Linked DNA regions of Homo sapiens: region 2 is linked to region 1. The links are chromatin loops, found by intact Hi-C in ENCODE. Cell type or tissue: gastrocnemius medialis. All regions are shown on one strand. Links, peaks and the distances in the headings refer to the core of each region. The heading gives the core; the rest is flanking DNA.

Region 1 (2,905 bases), core at 144-2,643:
CTTAGATAAGAGAATATATGTATGTAAACCGCATAGCACCAGCATACAATAAAATGATAGCTGCTTTTGTGTGTGTGTGTGTGTGTGTGTGTGTGACAGAGTCTTACTCTGTCACCCAGGCTGGAGTGCAGTGGCATGATCTCGGCTCACTGCAACCTCCACTTCCCAGTTTCAAGTGATTCTCCAGTCTTAGCATCCTCAGTAGCTGGGACTATAGGCGCGCGCCACCGCGTCCGGCTAATTTTTGTATTTTTAGTAGAGACGGGGTTTCATCATGTTGGCCAGGCTGGTCTTGAACTCCTGACCTCAGGGGATCTCCCCACCTCAGCCTCCCAAAGTGCTGGGATTACAGGCGTAAGCCACTGAGCCCGGCCAGTAGCTGCTTTTTTGTTTGTTTGCTTTTGAGATGGAGTTTTTGGAGTTTCACTCTTGTTGCCTAAGCTGGAGTACAATGGCATGACCATTGTACTCACTGCAACCTGTGCCTCCCAGGATCAAGTGATTCTCCTGCCTTAGCCTCCCTAGCAGCTGGGATTACAGGCGCCCACTATAATGCCTGGCTAATTTTTTGTATTTTTAGTAGAGACGGGGTTTCACTATGTTGGCCAGGCTGGTCTCGAACTCCTGACCTCAGGTGATCCACCCGCCTAAGCCTCCCAAAGTGCTGGGATTACAGGTGTGAGCCACTGCGCCCGGTCTTTTGCAAGCTCCGCCTTCCGGGTTCAAGCAATTCTCATGCTTCAGCCTCCCGAGTAGCTGGGACTACAGGCATGTGCCACCACACCCAGCTAATTTTTTGTATTTTTAGTAGAGACGGGATTTCACCATGTTGGCCAGGCTGATCTCGAACTCCTGACCTCAGGTGATCCACTCACCTCAACCTCCTAAAGTGCTGGGATTACAGGCATGAGCCACCACGCCTGGCCCCTATGGTAGTTGCTTTTAAGTATAGAAATGGAATTCCTGATCGAGAGCCTCATAGTCAGATATTATTATTGTTATTATTATTTTTAAAAATTTCTCTCTTTTTTTCTTTCCAGGCTGGTGTCAAACTCCTGGCCTCAAGCCATCCTCCCACCTCTGCCTCCCTAAGTGCTGGAATTACAGATGTTAGCCACTGTACCCGACCTATTGTTAATAGTGTTACATGTATAGAGAACCTGGCACTTAGTTGACACACCAAAAACTTTACTTCCCAGCCTTTTCAGACCCTTTCCTCAGGCCACCCCACCTTTGCCTTCTCTTCAGCTTTCAAATGTGTTGGCTACTTCCCTTCCAGGCCAAGGAGGTGCTGCTGGAGGTCTGTGTTCCTTCCATAGCATCCCCCTTTTCCCCTCAGCCAAATGAAGCGGAGAGGGCTTGGGCCTGACCCAGTGGCCTGCCCACGTGGCTCCCCTGGAGACCGAGGTAGGGGAAAAGGCAGAGAGTGCGTCAGTCCTGATGCAATCACAGGCTTAGTGCTTGGCTCACTTCCTCCTCTTTGGGTGTTTACGGGAGCCTGGATTCCACAGGAACCCTTGGAAGTGTGCACTGACAACAGAGTAGGGGGCAGACAGCATACAAAATTATCCCTGCTTCAGGGACAGTTCAGGAAGAAAGTGATACTGTGCCTGCCTGGGCCTCACATGCCCTGAGCTCAGGGACACGGGAAAGAGATACCAGGTGTCAAATCAGAGGCAGGGGAGGCAGGCAGGGAGGAAGGAGCCAGGACAGGGGACAAACCACTAGCTGCTGCCAGGGCCAGCTTCCAGACACAGCTCAGGGAGGCTGTGAATAGGCCCTTTATCTAAGCTGAAGTGGGGGAAAGGAATCACAGAAGGGGGTCTCAGGTGATAAGGAGCCTCAGAACAAGCTCAGGGGATCTTGTCCCTTCCTTCTCAGCAGAAATCCTAGCAGGGGAGAAGCTTCTTTTTAAGGATTTTGTTTTCCAGCCATTTGCCCAGGATCTTCATTTGGGAGGCCCCTCCTCAATCCCACAGGCCTTACTGGGTCACCTAGAGAGGTCCTAAGAGGTGCGGTGTTGCACAGTGGTTAAGGACATGGGCTTTTGGCAGTCAAGTCTTAGCTCTTCCAGTGACTGGCTGGATACCCCAGGCAAGTCATTTCACCTAACTCTCAACTCCCTACGTCAAACAAGGATAATAACAAGTAGTCAACCCCAGAGATAAAGCCGGGAGGCCCATAGAACATTGCCTGGCAATGGTAAAAGCACTCAATAACTGTTAGATATTGTTATTTTTATTAAGAATAAAGGAGCCGGGCATGGTGGCTCATGCCTGTAATCCCAGCACTTTGGGAGGCCGAGGTGGGCAGATCGCCTGAGGTCAAGAGTTCGAGACCAGCCTGACCAACATGGAGAAACCCTGTCTCTACTAAAAATACAAAATTAGCCAGGTATGGTGGCACATGCCTGTAATCCCAGCTATTTAGGAGGCTGAGGCAGGAGAATCGCTTGAACCCAGGAGGCAGCGATTGCCGTGAGCCGAGATTGCGCCATTGTACTCCAGCCTGGGCAACAAGAGCGAAACTCCATCTCATAAATAAATAAATAAATAAATAAATAAATAAAGGCTTGGAGAGCCATTTTTTTCTCTCTCTCTCTGAAGCTGGGGCCCAATTGTCCTTCTTCCTTCAATATCTAATGACTGTTTCCCAGCTATCAGAAAGGAATCCAACTTCCCCTCCCCCAGAGCTGTGAAACTGAGTAGCAAAGCTTGCTCAAGCTCCTGAGTCATTCAGCAAAACCAGCCCAAGATAATCAGTGGATCAAGGAAACTAGATGCAGAGTGGGGAAAACCCAGCCGCAAAGCTGGGGCCTTCTCGCAGGGCAGTTCCCTCTGCTGGCCCCTCTGGTGAGCTTTCACTTCAGGTTCACAAACAAGACAGCATCTTCCCAGGCCCTCCT
Region 2 (2,905 bases), core at 148-2,647, 310 kb before region 1:
AGCGGCGGTGTGGAGGATGAGCCAGTGAGGGAGGCAGTAGCCCAGGTGCTGGGCAGGCAGGGCATGAACCAGACAGCACACTTGGGGATGAAGAGAACGGAATGGATTCTGAAGCTATTTCAGAGATAGACCAGACATGACTTGGTGACTAATTAGATTAGGAAAGAGATGGAGGAGGAGTGAGGAAAGTGTTCAGAATGACTCGGGTTTCTAGCTTTTGCACAAGATGAAGGAGGTGGAGCCAACTGAGACAGAATGCAGGCTGCACAGGAAGTTTGGGGAAGAAGATGAGGTGGTCCCCACCTCACAGAGGGTCACCCAGTGTCACTGAGTTGTTAGCAAAGGTCTGAACCAGAAATGAAAAACAGCATCCCTGACTCCACGTTCTTTTACACTACTCCATGCTCCCAGCCCTTTTTAGAGTTTTTCCAAGAGTTATTTCATACTGATAAACAGGATTGTGAAGGCAGGTGGAGGGGAAGGACAGGAAGAGTTCAGTAACTGCAGCTTCTGAAGCAACACAGAAAAACTATCTCTAGGGCTCTGGCTGATTGCAAATAAGCTACATCTGATGCCCTGGGGGGACTGGGGGCAACAAACATTTACTGAGGCTCTGCTAGGTGCTTCCAGTTCAACCAGCTCTCACTAATCCTCAGTCCTGTGAGGTAAACAGTGTCATCTCCATTTTGCAGATGAGAAAATTAAGGGGCAGAGAGTTTAATAACATGCCTGAGATCATGCAGCTAGAATGGGCAAGTTGGGATTCAAGTCAGGGTCTGCATGACTCTACACTACCCCCTTCTGTTTGTTCACTCAATAAATGAGTGAGTGCCTAGCATGTGTCTGTGTGAGGGACTGTGCTAAATGTCTTTGTCAAATATAATGAATTTCTACTGTGGACAGAGGTAGAGGGGAAGGCTGGATTGGGTGATCTCTCAGAGCCTTCAAGCCCAGAAATCAGGGACTCTTAGAAAAATCTCATTCTTTTTCGTCCCAGCACCTAGAGTCACTTTGAGAGCCAAGCCACATTTTGGAAGACACCCCAAAGACTCTTCAGTTCAACCTCTCAGTTAATAATGGAATCTCTGCAGAACCACCTGGAATCTCTACCTGCACTTGCGCAAGCAGTAGGGAGCTTACCTCCTCCCAAATAACCACCTCAGAAAGTCCGGTATTTTTTTTTTCTTTCCAGTTCTGAGGACTCAAGTCTTCTAACCTCAAGACCCCTGTGAAGCTTAAAGGTATCAACGGCTGTTCCAAGCTGAGCCCTGATGACGAATGGAGGAGGGAGCATTGCAAAGACAAGTTTGTACCCCAGAGCTACCCTTCAAGTGCACAGGAGGAGGTGGGAAGCCCAAACTAAGGGGTTAAACAATCACAGGAAGACAAGAGGAACAGTTCAAGCATTCACCAGCAGAGCCACTTGAAATAGGAGAGAAGCACGCAACCAATAAACAATGAGCCAAGAACCATCCCCAGACTTCAATTACCTCTGTGCTCACACTTTCAAATCTTTCCAGCTTCATCACTCCTGAGCTACAGACCCACATATCCAGCAGCCTACTGGACCTTCCCTCCAAACCCATGCCTCCCTGTGTTCTCATCTCAGTGAATGGAGCTCCGTTCTGCTTAATCATCCAAACCTAAGGCCAAGTTTTCTCAAATCTACCTCCCAAGTGCTTCTCAAATCTCCTCTACCAGGTCACAGTTCTCTTTAGCCTAGATTACCTCAATAGCGTCAAAACCGGTATCCCTGCCTCCTGTCTCTCCTGCTTCAATCCATTCTCACAGCACCCCACAGTAAGCACTCCAAAGCACAAATGGGACAAAACACTTCACTGGCTCCCTCACTACTCTTAGGATGAAGTCACACTCCCCAAAAAGGCATACAAGGCCCTTTGGGATCTGGCCCTTGCTTACCTTTCTAGTCTTATTTCCTACCCCTTTCCCCCACATCACTACAACTACACTGAACTTCTTAAAGTTCCTCCAAAATACTAGGCTGTCTTACCTGCTTCATGGGCTTTGTGCAGCTATTTCCTCTGCTGGAATAGCATTCCTTTCTTCACTCAGCTAATTTCTACCAGTGATTCAGTTGTTGGCTTAAATATCACCTCTTTTAAAAATGCACCCCTAGACTGAGTTAGGTATCTCACTCTCCCGTGCTGTACCTTACACTTACTCCCATTGAATACTTATCACATTGCCTCTTCAATCTGCATAACTGCATTACTCCTCCACTTGGAGTATTCTACATGCCCAACACCATACCTAGCACTTTACGTGGATTTTCTCATTTAATCTTTAGAGTAATTCTGAGGTAGATACTATTATGACCCCATTCTAAAGAAGGGAAAACTAGTCCAGGCGTGGTGGCTCACGCCTGTAATCCCAACACTGTGGGAGGCTGAGGCAGGTGGATCACCTGAGGTTAGGAGTTTGAGACCAGCCTGGCCAACATGGCGAAACCCCGTCTCTACTAAAAATACAAAAAATTAGCCAGGTGTGGTGGCGTGCGCCTGTAATTCCAGCTACTTGGGAGGCTGAGGCAGGAGAACTGCTTGAACCCGGGAGACGGAGGTTGCAGTGAGCCAAGATTGTGCCATTGCACTCCAGCCTGGGCGACAGAGCAAGACTCTGTCTTAAAAATAAACAAATAAATAAAAAATTTTTTTCAAAAAAGGGAAAACTGAGTCTCAGACTTTTGCAACAAACTTCTGCAAGGGAGTGACAAAGCAGGGATTTGAAATCAACTCTCTCTGGCCTCAAAAACTAAGCTCTTAAGCACTGAAATCCACCAAGCTCGTTCCCCCATAGGACCAAAGGGTGCTTGAATTTTACTACTCCAATACCCAGTCCCTGCTTGGGTACCCTGGACTGGAAGCAGTGGAAAATTACAGGAATT

What was found. Peaks named below come from ENCODE experiments on the same cell type or tissue, not always from the same donor. Only the 100,000 strongest peaks of a DNase experiment are listed, where the experiment ranks them.
Region 2: a loop joins it to region 1, with 2.3 times the contacts of the local background. A loop is called at or near these places in 4 of 110 quality-filtered maps.

The regions. Positions count from the first base shown.
Region 1 is chr1:31,953,404-31,956,308 of GRCh38, forward strand. No RefSeq gene overlaps it. Among named protein-coding and RNA genes, the nearest start is that of PTP4A2, 16 kb to the left of the region's middle. RefSeq lists enhancers at 860-1,638, 1,420-1,489, 1,639-2,415, 2,416-2,905, 2,423-2,905 and 1 more. In gastrocnemius medialis, for the core only: no CTCF peak of the experiment used is centred there; a DNase peak (open chromatin) is centred at 1,428; H3K27ac peaks cover 2,355 bases.
Region 2 is chr1:31,639,589-31,642,493 of GRCh38, forward strand. All of the region lies in intron 1 of PEF1 (penta-EF-hand domain containing 1), which reads right to left. Among named protein-coding and RNA genes, the nearest start is that of PEF1-AS1, 3.1 kb to the right of the region's middle. In gastrocnemius medialis, for the core only: a CTCF peak has its summit at 1,412; a DNase peak (open chromatin) is centred at 223; H3K4me3 peaks cover 1,816 bases; H3K27ac peaks cover 2,500 bases.